Linked DNA regions of Homo sapiens: region 2 is linked to region 1. A link is a loop called in an ENCODE intact Hi-C map of the cell type or tissue named here. Cell type or tissue: Caco-2. All regions are shown on one strand. Links, peaks and the distances in the headings refer to the core of each region. The heading gives the core; the rest is flanking DNA. Region 1 overlaps AK6 (adenylate kinase 6). Region 2 holds the start of MARVELD2 (MARVEL domain containing 2).

The links. A loop is a pair of places that touch in the nucleus more often than their neighbours do. Peaks named below come from ENCODE experiments on the same cell type or tissue, not always from the same donor. Only the 100,000 strongest peaks of a DNase experiment are listed, where the experiment ranks them.
Region 2: a loop joins it to region 1, with 2.1 times the contacts of the local background. A loop is called at or near these places in 3 of 110 quality-filtered maps.

What each region holds. Positions count from the first base shown.
Region 1 is chr5:69,363,332-69,366,249 of GRCh38, forward strand. The region is part of intron 2 of AK6 (adenylate kinase 6); the gene reads right to left. TAF9 (TATA-box binding protein associated factor 9) reads right to left here. Exons shown (of 3, transcript NM_003187.5): 3 at 1,412-2,423. The coding sequence starts at 2,406. The coding sequence ends at 1,612. Among named protein-coding and RNA genes, the nearest start is that of AK6, 4.7 kb to the right of the region's middle. In Caco-2, for the core only: a CTCF peak has its summit at 1,267; no DNase peak of the experiment used is centred there.
Region 2 is chr5:69,413,648-69,416,565 of GRCh38, forward strand. RAD17 (RAD17 checkpoint clamp loader component) reads left to right here. Exons shown (of 19, transcript NM_133338.3): 19 at 384-1,154. The coding sequence ends at 645. It overlaps MARVELD2 (MARVEL domain containing 2), which reads left to right and starts at 1,469. Exons shown (of 7, transcript NM_001038603.3): 1 at 1,469-1,523. RefSeq lists enhancers at 1,246-2,129, 2,130-2,918. In Caco-2, for the core only: a CTCF peak has its summit at 1,336 (motif pointing right); DNase peaks (open chromatin) are centred at 1,484 and 2,184; H3K4me3 peaks cover 1,465 bases.

The sequences.
Region 1 (2,918 bases), core at 144-2,643:
ATGCTATTAATGCTCTAATTAGTTTAGAAATGTTAAATTGAGTGAAAGTAACATTGGAATGCATGAATGAAATTGACTATTATGTGACTCAGAAATCACTTGTCAAAAATGGTGGTGTTCAACAGTGAGGAACAAAACCACATTTCATATAGATATAAAACAGAAAGGCCGGGCTGGGCGCGGTGGCCCACGCCTGTAATCCCAGCACTCAGGGAGGCCAAGGTGGGTGGATCACGAGGTCAGGAGATCGAGACCAACCTGGTTAACACGGTGAAACCCCGTCTCTACTAAAAATACAGAAAATTAGCTGGGCGTGGTGGCAGGTGCCTGTAGTCCCAGCTACTTGGGAGGCTGAGGCAGGACAATGGCGTGAACCTGGGAGGCAGAGCTTGCAGTGAGCCGAGATTACACCACTGCACTCCAGTCTGGGCGACAGAGGGAGACTCCGTCTCAAAAGAAAAAAAAAAAAGGAAAGGCCAGGTGAGGTAGCTCACACCTGTAATCCCAGCACTCTGGGAGGCCGAGGTGGGCAGATCACTTGAGGCCAGGAGTTCAAGACCAGCCTGGACAACATGGCAAAAGCCCATCTCTACTAAAAATATAAAAATTAGCCAGGTGTGGTGGTGCACACCTGTAATTCCAGCTACTTGGGAGGCTGAGGTGCAAAGATAGCTGGAACCTGGGACATAGAGGTTGCAGTGAGCTGAGATTGTGCCACTGCACTGCAGCCTGGGCAACAAAATGAAATTCTGTCTCAGGAAATAAAATAAAATGAAATGGAAAATGAGTAGTTGTATGATAGCAAATAAAAATCTAGGTTTTAGAAACTATAACCTTGATAAATTGACGTTCTTTTGGACAAAAAAATATTTTAAATTAAAAAAAATATATATATATATAAACACTATAACCTAATTATCAGCCCTGGATCAAAAATGAACATGATACTGGCTTATAGTATCAGGAATATGAAAAACAAAGATGCTCAAAATTAACCTGCAAAAAGAGACACTTATAAATTTTTTTTTAAAAAGTGGAGACATACTGGGAGACACTAAGGGTCCTTAATATAACCAAAAGGACAGAAAAATGGGACCTAGGAAGTTGGGCAATTGAGGAAGATAATCAAAGCAGGTTAAGAATTCACTATGAATAAAAATCCTGACCAACTGGTCTCTCCAAAGGGGAGTCATGGTTATACTTCAGCAATCTGAGAGAACAGATCACAAGAGTGACGTACACACCAGAGATCATACTATGATCTATGTATCTGAAGACGTTTAAGGTGACACTCTAGTGGTCAAAAATAGACTGCAGTACTGCAAATTGCTGCAACTGCCAACTGTTACTCCTCTTGGTGACAACAAGGAGAAAATTGCTTTTAAAAACATAACTGCCAAAGCACCAACAATCGAATGAATGACAACTTTATTTTTCTTACACTTTTAAGGCTGATGAAAAACCTTCATTTCAATTGAAAAGTATGGTAACTGTGTTTACTCATTATTATTAGTTTTCTAAAACACAACTTGAAAACATCCAGCATGCATGTTTAATATCAGTACAATGAATTCAAGACCAAGTATACATGTTACATTCAGCAAGGCTAGATTACAGATTATCATAGTCATCATCATCATCATCGTCATCATCATCATCTTCACGTTTTCTTTTCAATGCATTTGATGATTCATTGGCAGTATTTTGTGATGACATCATATTAGTGGTAATAAGAATGTTTTTGGACCCGATTAATGATGGATTAATCAGAACATTCTGAACTGCTGAGGTTGCAGGAATTGAAGCTTTTACAGCTGGAGACTGAGAAGTAGGCATCTGTACTGTAAACCTTTGACCTGTGAGGGACATGGGAGTCCCTACTTTAGTTGAAACAGACATGGTCTGTGGGGTTGGTGTGCCTAGTGTGGGAGTACTTGGTCTGCTAGTAACTGAACCAACACTTAACCGCGGGACTGTTATTCTTCCCGCAGAAGTTGATGCCTTTTTCTGTAAAGATTTCAGCCTATAGTTTGGAGCTGTTAAGCAGTATCTATCAGGTGGCAACCTAGGACCTGAATATGGCTTGATCAATGGCAAAGGGGTTTGATTTCTTTGCCTTGCAATATCTAATAAAAAATCTCTTGGGGGAGGAGAGGTAAAAGACTGATCAGCGCGGCACTGGATTGCCAATCGCACATCATCTGCATCAACAGTAGCTTTCTTAGCATGGCTTGAATAAATTTTTGCATCATCTAGAATTGTGGTCACATATCGGAAGGCAAACTCCAACATCTGATTTATAACTCTTGGCTCATATTCTGTAATCCCCATATCCTTCAGGATTTGTGCCATCATCTGTGCATCTTTCGGCATGCTCTTGGGAGAAGCCGTCTTGCCAGACTCCATGATATCCGATGATCAGACTTTAGATCATTTGAAAAAAATATGTACATTAGATCAATCTGAAATAGTTACTTTAGTAGCAACTGTCAGGAACTTAAAAAAATTTTAAATCTATGTTAAACTGTAAAAAAATTTTTAAAATTTAAACCATATGTTTTCTTAATTTTAATGAGGCAACTTAAGGTCGCTTTAATTTATTGAGTTCCTACCATGTACAAATCATTGTCGACTATAAAAAGATGAAGACACAAATAAGGGAGCGATGAAAGATTAGGGGAAAACAGGGTAAAATAAATAAAAACAATGATCATCTTAGAATATATGCAGTTGCATGCAAATCTCACACTAATCTAAGATACCATAGCATAGTCAGGTCCCACACCTGAGCTCAAAACAGTCTCTTTCCAGTGAGACCAATATACTCACTGTGCTCATATATATGTTTAGCAGTACCAAACCTTTGTTTGTTCAACTTAAAAACATTCTCCTTATTCACATTCTACCTATCCGAAATC
Region 2 (2,918 bases), core at 234-2,733, 50 kb after region 1:
CCTCAGCCTCCTGAGTAGCTGGGATTACAGATGCGTGCCACCACGCCTGGCTAATTTTTCTATTTTCAATAGAGATGGGTTTTTGCCATGTTGGCCAGGCTGGTCTTGAACTCCTGGCCTCAAGTGATCTGCCTGCCTTGGCCTCCCACAGTGCAGATAGTACAGGCATGAGCCATCGTGTTCAGCTCCTTTTTGTATTTTAAGTTGTAGGAACTTATTCAGTTTGTCATTTACCTTGTAGTTTTGTTTTTATAGTTAAAGGGACTAGCTAAACAGCACAATGTAGGTAAATGAAAGATGGCTTCATAATCATCACACTCATGGTGTAATTTAAAAATCTTCTCCTTTGGTTCTTATTAATGCCTGCACTGTGAATCTGACAGATTGAAAATGGAAGCCCTGACTGACAGGGAACATGGAATGATAGACCCTGACAGCGGAGATGAAGCCCAGCTTAATGGAGGACATTCTGCAGAGGAATCTCTGGGTGAACCCACTCAAGCCACTGTGCCGGAAACCTGGTCTCTTCCTTTGAGTCAGAATAGTGCCAGTGAACTGCCTGCTAGCCAGCCCCAGCCCTTTTCAGCCCAAGGAGACATGGAAGAAAACATAATAATAGAAGACTACGAGAGTGATGGGACATAGAAGCCAGCCTGCTAATCAGATTGCTACTTCACAGCTTCATTTTTGTTTCATTCAGTGGTACTTCAGCAGAGTTAATATGCTTTTCTGATGAATTACACAACAGTTTGTTAATTCTTCATTCTTGTAGTATTTCATCACAAGAAACCTACTCTTCTGTCATCTTGAAGTAAATAGAAGATCAAGCCTTCAAATCTCTTAATTTTTTCGGTATTTATTAAATCTGTGAGTGGTTTAAGGAGCGGTCAGTGTGTATAAAGTGTGTTTGAACATTATGCCAAATATCAAGATGTGAAGGACTAATTCAGGATGCAAAAACGTTATTGGGGGGTTGTAAATATCAACTATTCAACAGTTTAGGATGCAATTACGAGTGTAAACTGTGTGCCTTATTTACACTTTATTGTCTCCCGCTTCTCAGATAGTTTTGATGTGTTGTACAGTGGAATATCTTAGATACTTTTTGGAAAGTATTTACATAAGTTATATCACAATTAAAATGTTGAATTTAATTTTGTTTCTCCTGTCTTTTAACATTATCTAGCACGCACTCGCTGCCATGGGTCCTTAAGCACAGTGCACCAATCTCCCTCCCCCAGTGTCAAACTTTTCAAAAGATAGGGAAGAGGATGGCAACGTTGCGATGAGAACTGTAAACTCTTTCCAAAAGAGCCCAGTGTGTGGTCATTGCCGCGACGTGCCGGCTGGTGGCACCGAGCAGCCTGGGCCCAGAGCGGTTGTCGGGCCGACAGATCCGGGCGGGGCAAAGCCGGGCGGGGAAAGCTGGGCTCGTCCCGTCCCGGCCCCGCCCCCACCCCGGGAGCCCGATACCGGTTTCAGAGTCCTGGGCAGCGTGCGCGCTCTTCCTGGCGGCTGCGCAGGTAAGTGGGACCGGGGTGGGGCCACGTGACCGGGAGAGGAGGGCCCGGCGGCCCCCGGCCCAGGTGTGCTGCGACGGACGGCTGCCCGCGCTCGGCGCTCAGCCTGCCATAGCCCGCGGGGGAGGCCGGAGCCAGGGATCCGGGGAGGCCCGCGTCCCGCCAGGTTTCGCTCTGCGGACGCAGGTGCGGCCGAGCCGCCGTCCTTCCGGGCGCGGGGCGGGGCGCGCACCTCGGGGCGATCTCGGTGCTCCTTACCTGGGAGGTCTCCCGGCTTAGTTTCGGCCTCGTTGGGTCGGAATCTCCAAAGACAGTGGGTTTCAGCCAGAAACGCGAAGACGAACGCCTAGCCGGCGCGGGCAGAACCGAGGACACAATGAGATTTGTGGGACCGGGCGCCCAGAGGCTGGCGCGGGGGAGACCCCACAGCTAAAATGCTCGGTACCCCCGGGCAGTCGTGGGTTAGTTAGAACCGCAGAGCCTTTCCCGACCCCTCGGAAGCGCAGAAGTATCCGAAATCTACCCGTTTCTTGGGTCCAGCAAAACTTTTAAGCCAGGTAAACCGGTGGTTCTGTTTGTGTAAAGGTGACCAGGCATGATTCCTGTGACACTTTGCTGGGGCAGCCATTTCTCCTGCCATTGCCGCGGCTTTCCAAGATGAGTGTCCAAGAGTGGAGTAAGGGTCCGGGGCCTGAGCAGGACAAAGACACACGCTGCCGCGACCTGCGGGACCAGAACGAACTCTCAGTGACATCTTGAAAGACATTAGGGGTATCCAGATATTTAAGATGTAATGAAATACAGCTAACCATTCCCTTCTAAAAATCACATTATCTTGCTTTTCCACAACTCTTTAATAATTGCTTGTTTTTTCTTTAAAAATGGATAGGGTGGTTTGATTCAAATAAGCCACTTCACAGGTGAAGAGTTAAATCCATTACAGTGAATCGTATTTTTACCAGTGAGTTGAATTAAGCATAGCGTATCCTGTAAATGCTGTGTAAAACTTGCTAAAATCATTTGTTGTGCTTTTGCTTCTACATTTCTTAGGAATGTGTTTCAAAAACTAGAGTCGTAATAGCATTTCTAGAACTTACACTTTTTTAGAGAAAGAAAGAGAAAGGTACAAAAATAACTGATTGTTATAATATACAGAGCCGCTTTGCATTGGGCACCCTGCTGGGGCCATCACAGTTAATCCTCTAAGGTCGGAGTGCCCTATTAGAAGACCCTGGGTTTCCACCGCATTCCCTTGTCTCCAGTCTGTACATACCCTGTGTGCCTTGCTTGCCCTCTTAACGTCTCTACCTGGATTTTTAACGCATCTGAAACACTCTTCAGTCTGCTGCTCCCCAAGGCTAAGCTGGAGGGGTGGAGAATGAGGTATAGATAGATAAA